2 separate regions of the Homo sapiens genome follow, and region 1 is linked to region 2. Evidence: read pairs that join two places in POLR2A ChIA-PET (ENCODE). Cell type or tissue: PC-9. All regions are shown on one strand. Each heading gives the region's core, and the rest is flanking DNA. Links, peaks and the distances in the headings are about the cores only. Region 1 overlaps LINC-PINT (long intergenic non-protein coding RNA, p53 induced transcript). Region 2 overlaps LINC-PINT (long intergenic non-protein coding RNA, p53 induced transcript).

Evidence for each region. ChIA-PET counts read pairs that join two places held together with the same protein. Peaks named below come from ENCODE experiments on the same cell type or tissue, not always from the same donor. Only the 100,000 strongest peaks of a DNase experiment are listed, where the experiment ranks them.
Region 1: POLR2A ChIA-PET joins it to region 2 with 11 read pairs; 11 of 35 experiments call an interaction of 5 or more read pairs at or near these places.

What each region holds. Positions count from the first base shown.
Region 1 is chr7:130,998,354-131,008,705 of GRCh38, reverse strand. The region is part of intron 3 of LINC-PINT (long intergenic non-protein coding RNA, p53 induced transcript); the gene reads left to right. Among named protein-coding and RNA genes, the nearest start is that of LINC00513, 90 kb to the right of the region's middle. RefSeq lists an enhancer at 983-1,082. In PC-9, for the core only: a CTCF peak has its summit at 1,101 (motif pointing right); a DNase peak (open chromatin) is centred at 1,145; H3K4me3 peaks cover 65 bases; H3K27ac peaks cover 2,089 bases.
Region 2 is chr7:130,878,870-130,889,221 of GRCh38, reverse strand. It overlaps LINC-PINT (long intergenic non-protein coding RNA, p53 induced transcript), which reads left to right. Exons shown (of 8, transcript NR_170176.1): 7 at 4,826-4,905; 8 at 6,486-8,230. Among named protein-coding and RNA genes, the nearest start is that of MIR29B1, 6.5 kb to the right of the region's middle. RefSeq lists an enhancer at 1,546-2,745. In PC-9, for the core only: no CTCF peak of the experiment used is centred there; DNase peaks (open chromatin) are centred at 1,821 and 4,611; H3K4me3 peaks cover 394 bases; H3K27ac peaks cover 6,238 bases.

The DNA.
Region 1 (10,352 bases), core at 1,068-9,067, 120 kb before region 2:
CATTATACTGCAGTGATTTTTGTCTTTTTGACTTCAAAGTCACTCGCTCTCAGAATTGAAAAAATTGAAAGAAATGATAGTATTCTTCATCATTCCTTTTATGAGTCTAGTGGACTCTCTAGTCTTCACAAACATAGGACTGATAACTTGTTTTATATTAATATTTTGTTGTATAAATACCTGTATATTTTGTGTTACTGTGTGACAAAACTGAGTCTAAAATATGTGGCTAGAAAATCTAAGAAACCAAGATGAGAATCTTCAATGATTTGTAGATTATGTCATCTTTATATCATCATGGTGTGAGGTGTTTTCTTGGATTGAGTTCCGCTGAGACAGAGATGTATGTTATCTGTTTGGAAGGTGAAAGAAACATTTTAAGGGAAGCGAGATAGGGAAACAATTGGAGCCTAACTTTGCTGGACACTCTGGGAGCCAGTGTAAGGACCAGGCCTCAGTGTTAGCCCACATGGGTCACTTACACATCAGCTTTGGCCAGTTGCTGACTGAGAGGCAGCAGCGGGGTGCGGCATCAATTTCCAGTGCTTTGCCTGCCATGTGGGCCCCATCCGTGCTCATGGTACCGCCCTCCAGCGGAGCGATGGCAGCCAGCTGCCCGTGGAGAGCCCAGCAGCAAGCCCAGAAATAAGGCCCAGGGACTAGGGGTGGGGGCAGGTGGTGTCAGGCAAATTTGTGTGCTTGCTTATTTGATGTTTCAGTCTCAGTCCTTTGAATCGTGAATTATCAAGATAGAGACTATTTGAAACATTTAAGAATTAGAGAAAAATAATAAGCACAGTATTTTCTTCTACTTGAACTGGGGCCGTTCTTCCTTCAAGAGGGAGAAGCTTACGAAAGATTATTCTGCCTGAGGAGACCTCGCCACCCCCTGCTTGAACTTTGGTCCCTGATCAATTCTGCCTTTGAATTCCTCCAATTATTATAAAGTTCTTCCTTATATTGAGTAGAAGTCTGCCTTATGGTGATACGTTGTATTTCTCAGACACGGACCCGGAAGTGGCGCCTTCCAATTCCTCCTCCTCTTCTTTTCTCTTTCGTCAGCAGATGGCGTCTTCCTTCTCTTTTTCTTTCTTTCCTCCCTCCTCTCTCCCCACCCTTGGCAAACATTTGTCACCAGGATGGATGCTGTTAGAAAAACGTCTCCCTGTGACATGTTGTCTTTTCAAAAGGACAAGAAGGAAAGGAGGAAACAGGTTTTCATTGCTTAAGGCACATTAAAACTGGCTGGTTCTCTCTAGCACATTTCTTAGACAAACACCCGTTTTCCTTTAGACTCAGAGCTGATATGTTATTGTAACAGTTAAGTTTGCCTTTACATTTTTATTCATGCTGCCTTGCAGGTAGATGGTTCCTTTTGACTTTTTTACGTAGATGGGCACCTTTTGTTAATTTTACCTTTTTAAAATACAAATGTAGGCCAGATGCAGTGGCTCACACCTGTAATCCCAGCACTTTGAGAGACCAAGGTGGGTGGATCACTTGAGGCCAGGAGTTCGAGACCAGCCTGACCAACATGGTGAAACCCCGTCTCTACTAAAAATACAGAAATTAGCTGGGCGTGGTGGTGCATGCTTGTAATCCCAGCTACTCGGAAGGCTGAGGCAGGACAATTGCATGAACCCAGGAGGGAGAGGTTACAGTGAGCCGAGATCATGCCACTGCACTCCAGCCTGGGTGACACAGCAAGACTTGTCTCAAAAAAAAAAAAAAAAAGTATTTTCTAGAGAAAAATCTTTTGATGTACAGATAAATAGATTAAAATGGATTTGTACTTAGTTTTGGGAGTAAAACTGGTAAGACAGTGATTTGGCCTAATCACTTTGAATGCAGACATCGCTGGACACATGAAGATTTAAAATTGGGCAGAGAAAAAACTGGGCAATTTTTTTTTCACCTAGATTCTTCCAGTATTATGGGCAGAGAATACATACAACTTAGTGAAAGATTGTTAGTGACTAGAAGGATTTAATTCACATATATTGTAAAACCAGACTGCATGTGGAACAAACTGTGTGTTTGAACTAATTAAGTATTCAAAGAAATATTTAATATTTCTTATTCACCCACCTTGCCCCCTTTTCTCCTCCTTTCTCGATCAGTAAATATTTACTGGATGTTTCCAGAATGTGAATGTTGCATAAAAACAAGTATATGAAATTGTCTTTGCTATCAAGGATAATATAACTGAACGTAATATATTAGCCCACTTTGCTGCTTTAGGAAGAATACTAAGGTGAGCCCAGTTTAATCTTTAACATATTGTTACCTCTCATTTCTGCTTGTTCAAATCCAAGCTGCAACTCAGTGCCATCTTCTTCATGATTATCTTTACTCCTACCCCTCTCTACCTCCATTCCCCCAAAAAGTGATCTCATACTCCTGTGAGCATCCTTAGCATTTATGCAGTCTTTTCTTTTTTTTTTTTTTTTATTATTATACTTTAAGGTTTAGGGTACATGTGCACAATGTGCAGGTTAGTTACATATGTACATGTGCCATGCTGGTGCGCTGCACCCACTAACTCATCATCTAGCATTAGGTATATCTCCCAATGCTATCCCTCCCCTCCCCCCACCCCACAACAGTCCCCAGAGTGTGATGTTCCCCTTCCTGTGTCCATATGTTCTCATTGTTCAATTCCCACCCATGAGTGAAAATATGCGGTGTTTGGTTTTTTGTTCTTGCGATAGTTTACTGAGAATGATGATTTCCAATTTCATCCATGTCCCTACAAAGGACATGAACTCATCATTTTTTATGGCTGCATAGTATTCCATGGTGTATATGTGCCACATTTTCTTAATCCAGTCTATCATTGTTGGACATTTGGGTTGGTTCCAAGTCTTTGCTATTGTGAATAGTTATGCACTCTTTTCTTGGACTTTGCTCTTTCTCCTTTGTCGTATAGTTATATTATAGTTGTTGACCTTGGGCTATCTTCATTCCTAACGTTCTCATTCTAGTACCTTGTGTAGAAATGCTGTTCACTAAATGACATATCGAATGGGTATTAAATTTATTATTAAGTGCCTTGGCTCTTAATTGGTCAGGCTTGGATTTCAGTCTCAGCTCTGCCATTTACTATCTCTGTGATTTTGGCCAAGTATTAACCTCTCTAAATTTCAGTTTGCTATTCTGCAAAATGGGAATGATGATAATGACTACTTGAAGGAGACTTTGTGAAGATGGATGATTTTTGCAACAGTGTAGGTAAGAGATAGTGCCTGGGCATAGTAGTGCTTGGTAAATTTGGGTGTGTGTCTACATGCTTTTCCAGGCTATATGCACAGACACACAGACACACATAGTGTATGTGCAGGATGCTAGGCACTAGAAGAAAGATGAAACCACACAAATCCTATGCTCATGTTGCTTAAAGAAGAAATAAAACTGTGTAAGGTAGAGGTGAGGTGTGGTGACTCACACCTGTAATCCCAGCGCTTAGGAAGGCTGAGGTGGGAGGATTGCTTGAGCCCAGGAGTTCAAGACCAGCCTGGGCAATATAGTGAGACCCCATCTCTACAAAAATTTTTTTAAAAAAATAGCCGGTCATGGTGGCACATGCTGGTGGTCCCAGCTACTCGGGAAGTTGAGGTGGGAGGATTGCTTGAGCTCGGGAGTTAAAAGCTGCAGTGAGCCGAGATCACTCCCCTGCACTATGGCCTGGGCAACAGAGCGAGACCCTGTCTTCAAAACAAAGCCAAAAAAACCGTGTAGGGTGGAAAATGATGGCACTGTTGGAGCAGCAAAGATGGAGTGCTGTGGGAGTTCACTTCTTTCTCCCAGAGATTGCGCTAGGCAAGGTATGGTTTATGGGAAGTTTTAATGCAAAAGGTGGCAGTTGTGCAGAAAGCAGAAAAGTGGGTAAAGCTTGAATGAGTGGAGATGGAGGCAAGAGAGACAGAGAAATAGTAAAAATATATATTTTTTATCTTTTCAAAAACTTGTTGTACATTGGAATTTTCCAGTCAAAGGCTGAGATTGGAGATGGATATCCCCACTGGTCTGCAAGTCATTTTATAGACTTGCCAAGTGCCTGTGTGGGTTCTCAGATGGCCTACTGTCTTTGGTCCGAGTGTGGTAGCTGTCAGGTCAGAAATGAGGAAGTGCACCAGGACTCCAGCTTTGGTAGTCTGTAGCACTGTGTTGGGTATATTTCCCACAGATATGGAAAAGGGGAAGATGTAACTTGGTAATCATCTCTAAAGATATGTCATCAAGAAGCTTTTCAGCTTAATTGTTAAATATTCAAATATAGGCCAGGTGTGGTAGTTCATGTGTGTAATTCTAGTACTTTGGGAGGCTGAGGTGGGTGGATCATTTGAGGTTAGGAGTTCAAGACCATCCTGACCAATGTGGTGAAACATCATCTCTACTAAAAATACAAAAATTAGCTGGGCATGGTGGTATGCGCCTGTAATCCCAGCTACTCGGGAGGCTGAGGCAGGAGAATTGCATGAACCTGAGAGGCGGAGGTTGCAGTAAGCCAAGATCACACCACTGCACTCCAGCCTGGGCAACAGAGCGAGACTCTGTCTCAGCAACAACAACAAAAAATTAAATATAATAGAAGCTCTCTCATCAAGTATGAGTAAACCATTGAAAAAAATATGTGCAATGTTTTGTACTCCAGCCTGGGCAACAGAGCGGGACTCTGTCTCAACAACAGCAACAAAAAATTAAAAATAATATAAAGAAGCTCTCTCATATTGTGTATATACAGATTTTTCTAAGTAATTTGAAGTAGATAGGGAATAAGAGGATCAAGTATGAGTAAACCATTGAAAAAATAATGGAATGTTTTGTGCTTGTTGCGCATTGTATCGTCCAAATTCAAGTGTGGACTTTAATCTCCAGTCTACAGTCCGTCCATAAGGTTAATCTCAGTGATTCCAGTTGGCATAAAAATCTACCGCTCACACTAGTAAACTAACAAGTTTGCCCTTCTTCTCCCACCTTCAAATGCCACCCCCAATTCTTACACTGTTTAAATAGGAAATTGGGAAGCATTTATTTTTTTCCCAGGTTCAGCAATCCCATTTTGACTGTAAACTAAAGTTAGAAAGAAGAGTTTAGTGGTATATCCTCTGACAGACTAGATTGCTGGTCCTATCAATTACTAGCTGTATAAGCTTAGGTAGGTCATTTTCCAGAGAATTCTGTTTACTTATCAGTGTTACTAGGCTAGTAAGACCTGTTTCCCTAGAAAACATAGATTCTTAACCTGGCGTTCATAGATGGTCTTCCTTAAAACTACATGTATAAAGCTAAGAATGGTGGTGCACATCTATAGTCCCAGCTACTTGGGAGGCTGAAGTGGGAGTATTGCTTGAGCCCAAGAGTTCAAGATGAGCCTGGACAACATAGCCAGACCCTATCTCTTAAAAAAAACAAAAAATAAAAATAAATTTAAAAAAATATGTAGTTATGTGTTTCTGGGACCATTATCTTTTTTTTTTTTTTTTGGATTCTCAGAGGGAATTCTCCCCTGCTCCCCCCAAATTAAGAATCTCTGCCTTAGAAGTTAGTGTGCATTTGATAAGCCATAATAGATAGAAAATGCTGTACTAATGTAAAATGCAGCATTATTTCAAGTAGATTATAATGACTCCCTCCTTAGACCATTTAATGTTCTCTTAAGTATGAGCTTATCTTTTGTAGGTCATAAACAGAAAGTAGAAAAAAAAATCTACAAAAGAATTTAAAAATCTAAATAAACCTAGACTTATTTGAAGTCTCTTGCATTCTAAGGCAGATACCGTTTCCTAGTTGTTTGGATTGTCTATTACTATATAACACACCACCCTAAAACTTACCACATTCATACAACTATCATTTTATTTGCTCATTAGTCTGTGAGTTGGCTAGGGCTCAGGTGGATGGTTCTTCTGCTGGTCTCTCTGATTATCTAGAGTGGTTACAGTAAGATAGTGACTGGGGCTGAAATATCCAAGACAGTTCACATGTCCAACACCTTAATGGGGATAGTGGAGAGGTTTTGACCTCTCTATCTACATGGCTTGCTTAGTCTTTTTAATAGGGCAGCTGAATATCACTAGATATTCTGAGAGATACTTTTATTGGACGTGTCTCACCTAGTATGCAAGCATTCATGAAGCTTCTGCTTGCATCATGCTTTCTAATGTCCCACTGGTCCAGTCCAGAGTTGGTGTGGGAGGGCACGACCATGGGTGTGATCACCAGTAGGCATGATTCCTTGGGGACACCAAGATAATATGCCACATTACCATATAGGAGTGACTCATTAATATTTTTATTGAATGGGATACTTGTTTTCAATGTAGTATAGTTCACAAGTCTTCACTTTGATAAAGCTACTTTTTTTTTTTTTTTTTTTTTTTAGAGACAGAGTCTTACCCTGTCACCCAGGCTGGAGTACAATGGTGCGATCTCGGCTCACTGCAACCTCTGCCTCCTGGGTTCAAGTGATTCTTCTGCCTCAGCCTCCTGAGTAGCTGGGACTACAGGTGCGCACCACCACACCTGGCTAATTTTTGTGTTTTTAGTAGAGATGGGGTTACATTATGTTGGCCAGGCTGGTCTCAAACTCCTGACCTCAGGGGATCTGCCCACCACGGCCTCCCAAAGTGCTGGCATTACAGGTGTGAGCCACTGCACGTGGCCGATAAAGCTACTTTTTAAAGTAAATGTGCACTCAAGTACTCCCTTTATTGTTTGTGGTAATATTTATTTATTTAGATAATCCAGTTGTCCTCCTTTGGTGTCCCCAGTTCATACACACCTAAACATAACTTAAAATTTGTTTGGAATTTGAAAGTACAGAATTTTCCTGTAATTGAGACTTTTTAAACTTTTGTGGTTGGAGAAGGTATTCTATTTTTTGAAAATATCTGTAAGTTTTATCTAAGTAGTAAACTCTAAGTATTCTTCCCCTTTACTTACAGCCACCCTGGGAATCTGAGACTAGAGAAAATAAAGTTTGTCTCTTGTTCTAAGGAGGGTCTGGTTTAGAAATCTGATTTAGACATAGAAAAATTGCAAGAAGCTTGAGGTGATTGGAAGATACGATTTTGTTATCAAAGTATGTTTCTGTTTTATAGATTTTATTCATCTACAACTCCTTATTAATATATTTAAGAAGTCATTAACCCACCATTGATTACTTGATATAAAAGGAGAAACGGTGGTAAAAGGTGAAATAGAATTTTTAATTTTTTTTTTTTAAGTTTAGGATTTTTTTTTTAAATTCTAAGAGTTTCTGTCATTTGGGGACAATCAGAAACAAAAAAATAAAAATAAAGCATTGATGGTACTAGTATATATCAAGGAAATTATTGCCTGTGACACAGCTTATGTGGAGTCAGTGTTTTATAGATTGATGAACATCAGCTCATTTTTCCAGGGAGAGTAATAGCCGGTCTCTTCCTTGGAAATATTTAAGGAACATTTAGTTTATAAGAAAGCTCTGATAGATGATTGAAATCACAGAACAGAAGACTGATCACACTTAAACACAGTGCATCTGCATTTACTTAAGGTACTGAAGTGCAGTGCTTCTCAAACTTTACCCTGCATGGAGAACCCTGGGGCATCTTGTTAAAAGATTCTGATTTAGTGGCTCTGGGATGGAGCCCTGAGGCTCTGCATTTCCCAGAAGCTCCTACACAGTGGGAGTGCTGTTCGCTTACCAGCAAGTCTTTAGTATAGGTAACCCTGCTGAAGTCTTTGTCCTAGGCAAGAAGCCCACAAGAATCCCGTCACCCATTGGGATGTTGTGGCCTTTCACTTTTGGCATTCACCTCTAGCAGTACAAGAAGGAATCCTTTTAGGATCTTTTCACACATGCTCAAGTCATTCATCTCAAAACTAGAAAATATATCTTAATTTAAAACCATTTTTGGGGGGATGTGGCATTAAGTTCATTTGTATAAATCTGACATTTGTTAATAGCTGTAATTTGAAAATGAAAAAGTTATTTGGCTTACATCAAATAAATTAGTCCCTCAGCGATTCTTTGTCAAGGCCCCCCCTATCTGGATATAACAGGACTCTTGCTTCTATCAGATTGTCCACTAAAAACCGAGGTATGTGGAGGGCCAGCATTGTTCACCAGCGTAACTGGCTGGTTGCCTGACTTACTGCCAGTACTTCATCTGAACGAGGACACCTAGAAGTATGACCGTCCTTCTTTCACTCAGGTGGATTCATTTCTTTAGAAATTTGTTTCTTGTATCTGGTTTAAACATATCTCTGGAGGTATTGAAGACTGACCCGCTGTCAAAAAACAAAATGCCATAAAATTAGCTTAAAGATCTAATTGGCTTTTATTTGCTGTTCTAAAGTACAGCAACACCTCATTCTATAAAATACAGTGGGTGTTACGATGAGCCGAGCAGAGGAGGTTGGTTTTATAGGCAGAAAAGGGCTGAAGAAAACAGTGAACAAAAAGTTATTCATCATTTCGAAGTTGTTTTCCTTACAAAGGTTAAAGCAGAGGGGACTTCCTTATCATGCCAGCTAAAACTGGCCTTTTTGGAGATTTGGCTCTTATCTCTCTCTCTCTCCTGATTTCTTGGAACAACTTAGTTTTGACTTGGTGGCTTGGGATTTCAGCCTGAGCGACTCCATTTTGGTTTGGTCTCTGGGGCCTAGTGCAGGAGCTCAGTCCAAACCACTGGACTACTATAAATTTTATTTACCACTGCATTTTAAAAAATACAGAATCTTCACTGTAGAGTCTTTTCTCCTAACTTTAATAGAGGGAAGCCATTGTAAATACAACCCCTTGGTTTAGAGCCCATCCAAATAGTCCTTCCAAAAACCAAAAACTTTTTAGTTAGAAAATATTTTTAATTGAAAAACTGCATACTGAGAAGACACTACTGGTGATCTATAGTTGGTGGAACTCATGCTTGAACAAGTTTGCTCACACAGAGGCAGCATGGGCAACAGGAGTGAGGGCTTTGGAGTCAGACAGACTTGGCTTTGAATCCTTGCTCTGCTGTTACTAGCTGCGTGACCTTAGGCTAAACCTGATTTAAATCATTTTTCTGAATCAAATAGAATCTGATGAGGGTTCCCGCTTTTCAGAGTGTGTGGGAAACCCACTCTCGTTGTTGGGATCCCTCCCTCCACCAGAGGGGAAGAGGGACTCCTGACCCCGCTCCATTTGTGGTTGCTCTGTTCATGTCCCTGGCCCAGTCCCCTGGCGTCCTCTCAGAAGGGAACCTCTGTTAGTGCTTTGCAGGGGGTTTCTGCAGAGTGCCCCCAAGCCTGTGTTCACTGAGGTCTCCACTCTGACAACACTTTCATCTGGAATCCTGCCTCCTGCAGGTGTGTGAGTGGGTCAGGGCTTTTCTCTTCATGGGACCCTAATCCCTTCCCCTCCCAGTTTTGGGGAAACCAACCCCAGGGATTGAGTCACTTCCAGCTGTGTTCCCACAGGCCCACAACCTTCACACTTGCAGCTCTGGGCTCCAGCACCTAATTCCTTCAGTCTCTGCCTTCAAAACACAAAGGTCTCAGGTTAGACATACCTCATACATGGGGAATGTTCCTCTTTTTTTCTAAAACCACAACAAAAATCTGTTTATAACTACAACCAACATTTATTGTGTGCTTACTACTTGGAGTCAGGCACTATTGTAGAAGACAGTTAAGTGTCTTCAATTCAATTTACTTAACAATCCTTATGGGTATAAACAGGAATAATATATTCACACATACTGTATTATTCCTGTTTATAAGGAAATTGGGGCTCATAAGATTGGATCAGGAGCCTACAGCTAGGGAGTGGAAGAATCTGAATTTGAACTTAGATCTCTTTATTTAGTAAACCATGGAAACCTGGCTACTGAGTTCTCACTTTGCCAACAACCTGTTTCATCTTGCGTATATTTCTTGTTTCTTAAATATATTTCCCTTATCTGAAAAAAATCAGCATAGAGTAGTTGCATTTCAGAGTATCTTTGTGTCTGAAAAATCCGTGATTCTGCTCAACTGCTGTTTTACTTCCATATTTTTAAGCAAGGAAACTGTTTTTAAACTGTAAAGAGTTCAGAACTGCAGAGGCCTCTGGGAAGTGTAGCTTAGTGTGGGAGGAGATATTCAGTGACTACTGTTAAAAATTAGTGGTTCTGCAGTGAGAACACATGGACACAGGGGAGGGGAATAACATACTCTGGGGGTGGGGGAGAGAGCATCAGGAAAAAGATCTAATGCTTGTGGGGCTCAATATCTAGGTGATGGGTTGATAGGTGTAGCAAATCACCATGGCACACGTTTACCTGTGTAACCAACCTGCATGTCCTGCACGTGTATCCCAGAACTTTAAATTAAATTTAAAAAAT
Region 2 (10,352 bases), core at 1,253-9,252:
CTTCCAGGGAGCTAGGGCTGTCTACACATGCTCCGTAGAAACAAATGCACATTTTCTACACGGGAGTGAATTGGAGAGTCGTGGTGGTGATAGTTTAACTGAAATCTACCTTGGATTTTTTTTCTTCTCTGCTTTATATTTGTTTAAAAAAGCATGATCCAGCAAATGCATCAAATTAAAGCTGTGGGTACAGTTCTCCTAACAGAAAATCACACAGTAAGCTGGGACAATGGAACAGAAAGCAGTGGGTATTGTTTTCTTCTTAAGATTTTTATATTCACATTGGATGAGAATGTCTCCTAACCCTCCCCTTGCTGTTGTTCTTGGAATGGGTACCTTATTCATGGCCTCCTTACATAGAGGGAGCAGATTCAGGACAGAGGCTCTGCATGCTCCTGGGTCCCTCCTAAGCGAGCACTCCCCTCCACTGCTCCTCCTGTTCGGCATGCTAGATTTTCTGTGCACTTGCAGTCATACGGAAACTGGCTTCCTTCTTAGCTGTGCGTGTGAAAGTCACCCCAGTGTTTCACCTGCAGTGTGAGTGTAATTTGGGGTCCCATGACATGATCATCTTCCTTTTGATTTCTAAAGCTAGGGTCAGGGAAGGGGACTCGTTTTGAGCCAAAGGGCATTTTAAGGGCATCATTTCATATGTTCACTGTCTGCAGCCAACACTGCACTCTAGACAAATGGGTACCTTTATGTCCCATTTATTAAGACATCCTGCAAAAGGGGCTCCTGGCCCCTGTGGGAAGCTTGAAAGGAACAGACCATATCCTGTTTCTTTTTGCTCATACCTCTGTGGTGAGATCTTATTCTGACCCCATAGTCTGGTGCCATACCTGTGGGTCCCTGTATCTCCTAGAATTCCCCCTATGCTAGTGTTTAGCCCGTGTAATGACAGTTATCTGTCCACAGGGCTGTATCCCCCGCCAGCTTGTAAACTCCATGAAGACCGGCCCTGCGTCTCACTCACTCCTGTCCACAGCAGTGCCTCCCACATGTTAGGTCTTAACAAACATCTGTTTCTTCTACTCTTCATAAAATCCACGCTTCTTCTCACCCCCCCGTCATCCCTGATCCCAGCTAACTTTGACCCTGTGTGCGGGGGCGGGGGATCTACATGTGGGCTCCACCCCCGCACGCCTGCTGCCCTGTCATCTCTGATCCCTGGCGGTGGGATGTCTACCATGGCTCTGCCCAATCCCCCACTGTCTTCACCCCTGCCACATCTGGCATGATTTTACCGTCCCCTTCCTAGAGTTCTCCCTTTCTCCCCTGCCCAGGCTGCACCCCTGGAGAGCCCAGCTCAGGCCCCTGGCCCCTATGAAGCCTCTCCTGAATAATCCATCAGCCTGCCCTGAGCTCATCCAGTCTCCAATGACGATTGTGCTCTCCACCAGCAGGACACACCGGAGCACTTTCTCTGTCCCTGAGAATTGGACTCCATTCCACAGTTAGGTCCTGGGTCACATACAGACATTTCACATCCCCTCCTCAGTATTCCCCAGCAGCGTGCAGCACAGTGCGGGCTTCTAGGAGGCAGTCGGTGGATATTTACCCATGATTTTAAGAGGTCTGTCTTGACCAGGAATGTTGAGAAGTGACCTGTGTCTCTGCAGCATTGCTGCTAGTTAGTCCCTCGTGGAAGAAGTGGCATGTCCCTCCTGTGTCTGGCTCACGGGGACCGGCGCCTCCTGTGTTTGCCCCCGCCATGCCCTGTGGTTTCCTTTGACACCCTCTGTCATTGTCTATTTTTATGTTTTAAACTTCAGTGGGATTTACCTCTCGTTTGCTCCCATATCCTCCTGGTAAATTGTAAACTTGGTGAATCAATGATGAGTAATCAGTAGGCAGAAATGGTTGGAATTTCCTGGTCCCAGTTTCAGATCATATCTGTCTTTCCCCAGACTCCTAACTTCCTGTTGGGACATCCCTTGGTCTGGCCTTTCCCTCCAGAGAAGCCCCCAGACCCACCCGCAGCCTTGATTTACTGATGCCTAATCTTATTTTAGTCTTTCACACCAGTTTTTAACAACTCGACTGTATAGATCTTCTGGAAATTTTACCCAAAAATGTTAGATGTGCCATCCCCTCACAGGGGAAAGTGGTGGGGTGGTGGGGGTTAATGTGTTGAAAATCTATGTATCTTGTATTTTATTTGAGTCAGCTGTGTTTTCACAACAACTCTGAGAGTTAACATCATTTCTACTTTATAAATTAAAAAAACAAAACAAAAACAAAAAACTAAAGCCCCAAAAGGATTGAATAGCTTGCCAAGGCTGTGTAACAAGTGAAATTTGAATCCGGGTCTGTATGATCCCAAAGCTTAAGCTGCCCGTCTTTCTATTCCCAGTTCAAACGTGCCTTGAAATGGGAGCTCACTTGATAGTACTTGGCTTTTAAAAGGCTACGTACATGTAAGTACCTTCACTCAAATATGCTGGGGCTCAGTAGGAGAAGCAAAGAGAAGGAAAAGGTATTGATTGATCGATTTGATTCTAAGCAGAGATTGACAGAGATAAGCTTCTAAGACCTTTCAGGCCCCAGAGTGTGACTGTTGAGCACCTAAGAAGACCTCACTTGACCCGTGACTTCCCGCCAGAGCCTTGGGAAGCCCATGAGTGCAGCGTGCTCGCCGGCTGGGCTGGAACTTGCTGCTCTTCTCTGCAGTGGCAGGCTGGCTTCTGCCCCTAGACTGGAACTGCCAAGGGCTGCTATAGAAGGGACAAACTTCCAGTGCTCACTGAGGAGCCAGGGGTATCCTGGGAAGCTGAAAATGCATTTGTCAAGCTCAGGTCTTCACAATTGAGAAACCCCATCACTAACCCGTACGGTTTTCTTGACCAAAACTTTCAGTGCTCTGTTTTTCCCATCTGTAAATAATGTTCATACATCTAAATCCTAGGAGGTTGCAGGGACAGTGGCTTAGAAAGTCACCACATTCTCTAAAGGAGTGACAGAGAGGATGAAAGAAGCATGCTCTATAATTAGGTTTTATTACATGCTTTTTAAGGTTAATTGAAGGACTTCCCAGCAGCTTCCCTAGCCACTTTTTCAAATACTGAAAGCTTCCAGAAAGCAGCAGACAGGTGTTCCTCACAATCTGACACAGACTTCAGTTACTGTTGAAAAGTGAAAGAGGGCTGGGCGCGGTGGCTCACACCTATAATCCCAACACTTTGGGAGGCCGAGGTGGGCGGATCACCTGAGGTCAGGAGGTCAAGACCAGCGTGGCCAACATGGCAAAACCCCATCTCTACTAAAAATACAAAAATTAGCTGGGTGTAGTGGCACACGCCTAAAACTCCAGCTACTTGGGAGGCTGAGGCATGAGAAAAAATCGCTCGAACCCAGGAGGCGGAGGTTACAATGAGTCAAGATCATGCCACTGCACTCCAGCCTGGGTGACAGAGTGAGACTATCTCACAAAAAAAAAAAAAAAAAGAAAAAAATGAAAGAGCTCCTGTCTGACGTTGGTTTTCTATACCCATTTTTATAATCAGACAATTTTGGAAACATGCTATTATGATAGTGTTTAAATATTCCAGAATTCTGTGTGTTCGGTAGCTTCACGTTGGTTTGATTGTTGTTTTACCCCACTGCCTCTTCCTTCCCATCTGTACTTCTCAGCTTGATTTTTTAGATGTATTTTCTGTTGTAGGACAGTATCAAATGGCTTTTTCTGACCATTTATTTTACTGGCCGAGCTCCTCTTGGATTTTAATCTCAACTCTCAAGAATCTTCCCAACATAATCTGTTCCTGTTGTGATATCATCTTTCTTGAGAGCTTCCCAGTCACTGAAGAGCATGTTCAGTAGCACCTGGCTTAAAGAGTCCACCTGCGAATCACAAATCATTGTCTTCACCATTCAGCTCCGACCCACACATCTGGGCAACATCATCCCCACTGGCCAGTAAGCACGGGGAATGCTCTGTGGCCTCAGCTGTGTTCTGGTTCCTCGGTGGAGCTGTAATCATTAACTTAGAAATTGCAATTGGTGGTAACTTAACAGAGCTTTCTTCATCAGACTGCTGAGTCATGCAGCCTCTTGCTGGGTAAAATGTGTCTTGAGATGTAATCCCCTATAAGGACACCCCCTTGGAGCCACTGTGAAGGCACTCCCAGCTTCCCTAGCAGGTCGCATCAGGGGGACGACTGAAGGATTTACTTGAACAATCAGTTTTCAGAAATGAAGACCCTACGACCTTGGCTTCCTCTCTTGTGATGCAGCTGAAAGATGCATTTCGTCTGTAAAGTTAGACCAGGTAGGAGAGAATGTGAGGTGGTTTCCATTCTTCTCAGTTGCCCTCCACCTGATTCTGAAGCCGTCACAGACCGTCCTTGCAGACCGGCGCTCCCCTCCACAAACCTTCTGCAGCCTGTACTGCTACAGCACGAGGCTGCAGAATCAGTTGTGAAAATAGAAGCCTTCTACCGTCTCCTGTGCGGGATCCTTGCCTGCCTTTCTTCTGTGATGGGATCTATAGGCTTAGACTGTGTTTTATTTCCTAAGACACCTTGCTGAGCAAACCTTGCTGCTCTGCCTCGTGTCAGCGGTTTCCTTAGCAACGGCCACACCTCACGTTTTCTCCCGCACAGAGCACCAGCATGAGGGGGCATGTGTTGCTCACTGTACAGGAACTTTCCCAACCTGTGTGTCTTAAGCAGGAAAGAGAAGGTGCTTTCTATTTCTTGTTTTTAAAAATGCATCTGTTGGTGACACTGGTGGAGAAACATGTTTACGAGAAAACAACTGACTTTTTCTTCTGCTGTTACTCCAGGAGATTTCCTAGGAGCTCATACTGTCATTTAAATTCCAGGTGCAGGTCTTCTGAACAAATGCCTCCTGAGGATTTCTGTGCCTGGAAAATATCTGTTAACAGACTGCTTTTACACCTACGTAAGTAGAGGCTTCTGCTTATAAGTCAACCTCAAGGGAGTTTTATTTTGTCCCTGGATGATTCCTCAGTACATTTTTCTTTTTCTTTTTTGAGGTAGGGTTTTGCTCTGTTGCCCAGGCTGGAGTACAGTGGTGTGATCACAACTCACTGCGGCCTCAACCTCCCAGGCTCAAGCGATCCTCCCACCTCAGCCTCCCAAGTAGCTGGGACCACAGGCGTGTACCACCCACGCCTGGCTAGTTTTTTAAAATTTCTTTTGTAGAGGCAGAGTCTCCCTGTGTTGCCCTGGTTTCAAACTTGGGCCAAGTGATTCTCTGCCCCAGCCTCTCAAAGTGCTGGGATTACAGGTGTGAGCCACCGTGCCTGACAAGCCTGATATGTTTTTTTAAATGATCATTAGTATTTGATCTCTACTCTTTTTCTCTCAACCACCCAACTCCCGGTTTACGGTCAGGAAGAATCTATAACATGAACTCCTGCTTAAAAACAAGGGTATAGATCCCATATTCAGGTCTTAGACTGGGAAGAAGAGAAGGCAGTCAAAAATATTAAATATATGAATTTCAGTAAATTCAGTTGGGGATGCCATTTCAGCTTTGCAGTCAGTTACTCCAGAATATGTCAATGTATGGCAAAGCATGTGACAGCAGGATCTCTGCACCCTCTCCATTTACCAGCTGTGGTGGATCTCTTAGCCACATCTCTGTTTATAATGTGCTTATTGAAAACTAATGTATTACTTTTATTATCATAGCTACCATTTACTGAATATTTACATTGTGCTAACACTGGTTCAGATGGCTTCATCATATTTACCTGATTTAATCCTCACAACAACCTTATGTGCTAGGTCCAGTTATTACCATCTTTTTTTTTTTTTGAGACGGAGTCTCACTCTGTCGCCAGGCTGGAGTGCAGTGGCGCGATTTCGTCTCACTGCTGCAACCTCCGCCTCCCAGGTTCAAGTGATTCTCCTGCCTCAGCCTCCCAGGTAGCTGGGACTACAGGCACATGCCACCACGCCCAGCTAATTTTTGTATTTTTATAGAGACGAGACTTCACCATGTTGGCCAGGATGATCTCAATCTCTTGACCTCGTGATCCGCCCATCACAGCCTCCAAAAGTGCTGGGATTACAGGCGTGAGCCACCGCACCCGGCCTATTACCCTCATTTTACAGATGAGGAGACTGAGGCACAGAGAGTTAAAGTGATTTGTGCAGGGTTGTGTGAGGAGCTGGTGGCAGAGCTTGGCATTCTGGCTCTGGAGTCTGCATTTGGCCATCTCACCGTACAGTGTCATAGAAACAGGAAACTCGAGAAGATAAACTGCCAGGCTGTATTTTGGAGTCAGTATTTTAACACTGTCACCATCTCAAGCATGATCTGTGGGACTCATCACTGTGCTCTTTGACTTGAACTTCTTTAAGGTTAGTGGGAAAATGAAGCTTTAGAGAAGATGGGACTGGCCTAAGGTCACACTGCATGTCAGAAGTGTGGTGGAGGGTCCAGGTCTTCTGACCATTCAGTGCAAGCCAAATTGTGCTAATTTCCAATTTTTCTCCCTTTCTCTTGGTGAGCTATTTGGTGCTACTTCTACTCCTCATGACCAAAGCTGGCTTTCATGGTTTACTCATGTACTTACTGATGAAACCCTGAGACTTGGGGCCAGTGACTGTTCAGAGGTCCATGTGAAGATGCGCTGAATGGTATAAAGGACAGAGCAGTAAAGAGTGCTGGCTGAATGCCTGGGCTGGCAATCAGGCATGTTGGAGTTTGAGTCCCAGTCTGCCACTCCAGCTCTGTGACCAAGAGGAAGTGAAGTCATGTACCCTTTCTAAGTCTCTAGCCCCTCTTCTGAAAGACGAAGATGCCACCACCAACCATGTTAGTGGTTGTGAATGCCAAGAAAGTCCATGTGAAGCACATAGCATAGTGTCTGCCATGCGTTAAGTGTTCCAAAAATGGAAGCTATGACTATTTCACAGAGTACACTTCCCATCACTTTTCAGTTCATTTTGGCCTTCTCCCTCAAAAGCACTCCAGTGTTCTGATCCAGCTGATAAAACACCAAACATTCACATAGTGCTTTAAAAGTGACCCACTGTTTTTACAGACTGCATTACATATGACCCTAACAACCACTGCAATATAGAAATTCGCATCTCCATTCTCCAGATCAGGATACCGAAGCTCAGAAAAATTAAATGATTTGCCCAGGATCACATAGTTAGTAAGCAGCCCAGCCAGATCCTGTGTTAACTTGTTCATCCGCTTCCTATAAGAAAACATCCATTCAAGGCACATGGGGCAACAAAGAAGGACTTAGAGCTGTGTGGCCCCTCGTCAGGGCAGTACCAGTTGCACCCATAGTCCGGCCTGAATACTCAGCTTAGGACTATTGTGTCCAATGTCCCAAACATTTTGAAGCTACATCTTAAAGAAGTGTCCTGCTCAGATGCAGTTCTCCTTGTGAAATCCGCAGGCCCCAAGGAAAGTGACTTTAATCCAGTTTGCTCATGCAAGAACAGACTGGCATTTCACATCCAGGAAAACAATGGATTTGTACTGTTCAGCTTTTGCCATGCAAGGAGTTCCTGGTGTGGTTTATTAATTTACATCTCAGGCTCCAGCTTCACTATCAATCAGATTTGGAAGAAAAAAGTTACAAAGAAAGGCAGCTTGCTGAGAAACAGCGGAAGCATGACGGTACAGACTGGGTTTTGAAATGGAGACACATTCTCATGGCTTGTGGGCTGAGAGACACTGAGAAAGGATTTTGTTCTTGAAAGATGATTGTTTTAATGCTGGAGATGGAGAGTTTTGACAATTTTAAGTGCATGTTCTGTGTGTAAGAAAGAGTCATTACGTTTTTTTTTTCTTTCAGATGTTGCCATGCCTTAAAATTGCTGATGATTAAAATAGAACATCCTGAGTTACAGAAATTCAGCCCTAGTGTATCCTGGCCTAAAAATACAGAACAATCAAGTTGATTGTTGGAAATGAGAGGCTAGGCAGGGTTGGAAACATGCTAATGTTTACTGAGTGAAATCTTTCCTTCTCAGTAGAGTTGCCCTTGCAGCTGAAAGTCACTGAAAGACTCAACAAAATAAGCAGATCCCACTTGTCTCACTCTGTTCTCCTATGCATGCCCTGGAAAGAGAATGAATGAGCCCTTTTTAATTTATCAACTGGTTTTCTTCCATCTCTTTACTAGTGAGCCATGGGGGTTTTTTGCCGTTAACTGGGTAGCCAGTCTCTTCATGGAGACTTATTTTCAGGAAACTAGCCTCTTGCTTTATGTGAAAACAAGGACCCAACTCAAGATGTCTTATCACAGTGTGTTCTGTTGCGTAACAGTTGCATCTGTAGTCCAGCCTCAATACTCAGGTTGGGACTGTTTTGTCCTGATGTCTCGAACATTTCAAAGCTACGTTCTTAAAGAAATGTCCTGCTCAGATAGAGCTCTCCTTGTGAAATCCTCAAACCCCAGGGGAAGTGACCTTAAGCCAGTTTGCTGGCTTTTCATGTCACAGAAAACAATCGACTGCCACTACTCAGCTGTTGCCACACAGGAGTACCTGGCGTGGTCACTACTTGCCAACTCAGTACCCCACTTTCTCCCCAAGGACATAAAAGCAATGTGGGAAGATATACCAAATGACCTTGTCACACTGGGCTAATATGAAGAGCCCACAGATGCAAAATAATGTATCATACCTTTATTCTTCTGATTTTTTTTTTTTTTTTTTTTTTCGGAGACAGTCTCACTCTTTTGCCCAGGCTGGAATCCAGTGGCGCGATCTTGGCTCACTGCAACCTCTGCCACCCGGGTTCAGGCAATTCTCCTGCCTCAGCCTCCCGCCCAGCTAATTTTTGTATTATTAATTAGTAGAGAGAGGGTTTCACCTTCTTGGCCAGGCTAGTCTTGAACTCCTGACCTCGTGATACACCTGCCTTGGCCTCCCAAAGTGCTGGGATTACAGGCGTGAGCCACCGTGCCTGGCCTTTTTTTTTTTTTTTTTTTTTTTTTTTTGAGATGGAGTCTGGCTGTATTGCCCAGGCTGGAGTGCAGTGGCATGATCTTGGCTCACTGCAACCTCTGCCTCCCAGGTTCAAGTGATTCTCCTGCCTCAGCCTCCTGAGTAGCTGGGATTGCAGGCATCCCATACCCGGCTAATTTTTTTGAAACAGAGGCTTGCTCTGTCACCCAGGCTGGAGTGCAATGGCACGATCTCAGCTCAGTGCAACCTCCGCCTACTGGGCTCAAGCAACTCTCCTGCCTCGGCCTCAGCCTCACTACAGGCATGTGCCACCACGCCTGGCTAGTTTGGTTTTTTTTTTTTGTATTTTTTTAGTAGATATGGGGTTTCACCATGTTGGCCAGGTTGGTCTCAAACTTCTGACCTCAAGTGATCTGCCTGCCTCAGCCTCCCAAAATGCTGGGATTACAGGTATGAGCCACCACGCTTAGCCTTCTGCTGAATTTTTGAGAAGCATACATAAAGACAATGTAAAAAACTTAGCATATTTGTTTGGCCCTGCTAAGGGCATGGTTGAATATATAGTGTGTGTGATGTATTTGGTGTATGAGATATATATGATCTTATCAGACATAAGTAAAAGAAATTCATTCTTCAGGAAAAATTTTCCCCATAACTGAAGTGTCAATCATTTGAAAAAACTTCTAGGCAGTAGGCAAACACTGTGACTAGTTATTTATCAAAAATAAGCAGACTTTAGAGTTTTGTAACTGATGAGAATAATCTGGCTGCTTCTTTTGTACTTCAGTCACTGATACTGCGAATTAGAGTAGCATATACAGAAGGATGCAGGGGGTCCCTAAAGGAATCACAGAATTAGTGAAACCATTATTTGAGAGTTGCAGTGATTCTTCTGTCCTGGCACTTTTCCCAGTTTTGGTGCTTAAATTTACTATCCACTTGAAATGTGTCACTGCCTGTCACTTCACAAAGTATGTGCCTTTCACTGCAGTCAACAAGCTGTTTACATCTTTGATGAAATGATTGCCACGCATCTCCATAGCCCTGGTGTTCTATTCCCTTATTCACAGAGATTTTTTTTAAAAACCAGCCTAGCAGCAATAGGTATGTGCTGTGGATGCTTCTCCATGATGATAAAGGATGAGTTTGTGCTGGGATCTCCTTATGAAAAGATAACTGGCCAAGCCCATGAGGAACAAGAATGTTATGCTAATCAGACCCAAGGTAAACAGCCTGCAGTGCACCTCCTGACTGATTAGCACTGAACCCACTTGGAATCATCAACCACAGGCACGTGGTAATTGGATGTTCTTCTAATACACATAGTGAGATTGTAAAATGAGGATGATATATGAGGAAAGTCAGACGGAGAAACTAAAGTTCAGTTCTTAAATACAAGCCAAGGGAACAGACTAAGTGAATGGTACAGCCAGGATTGGAGCC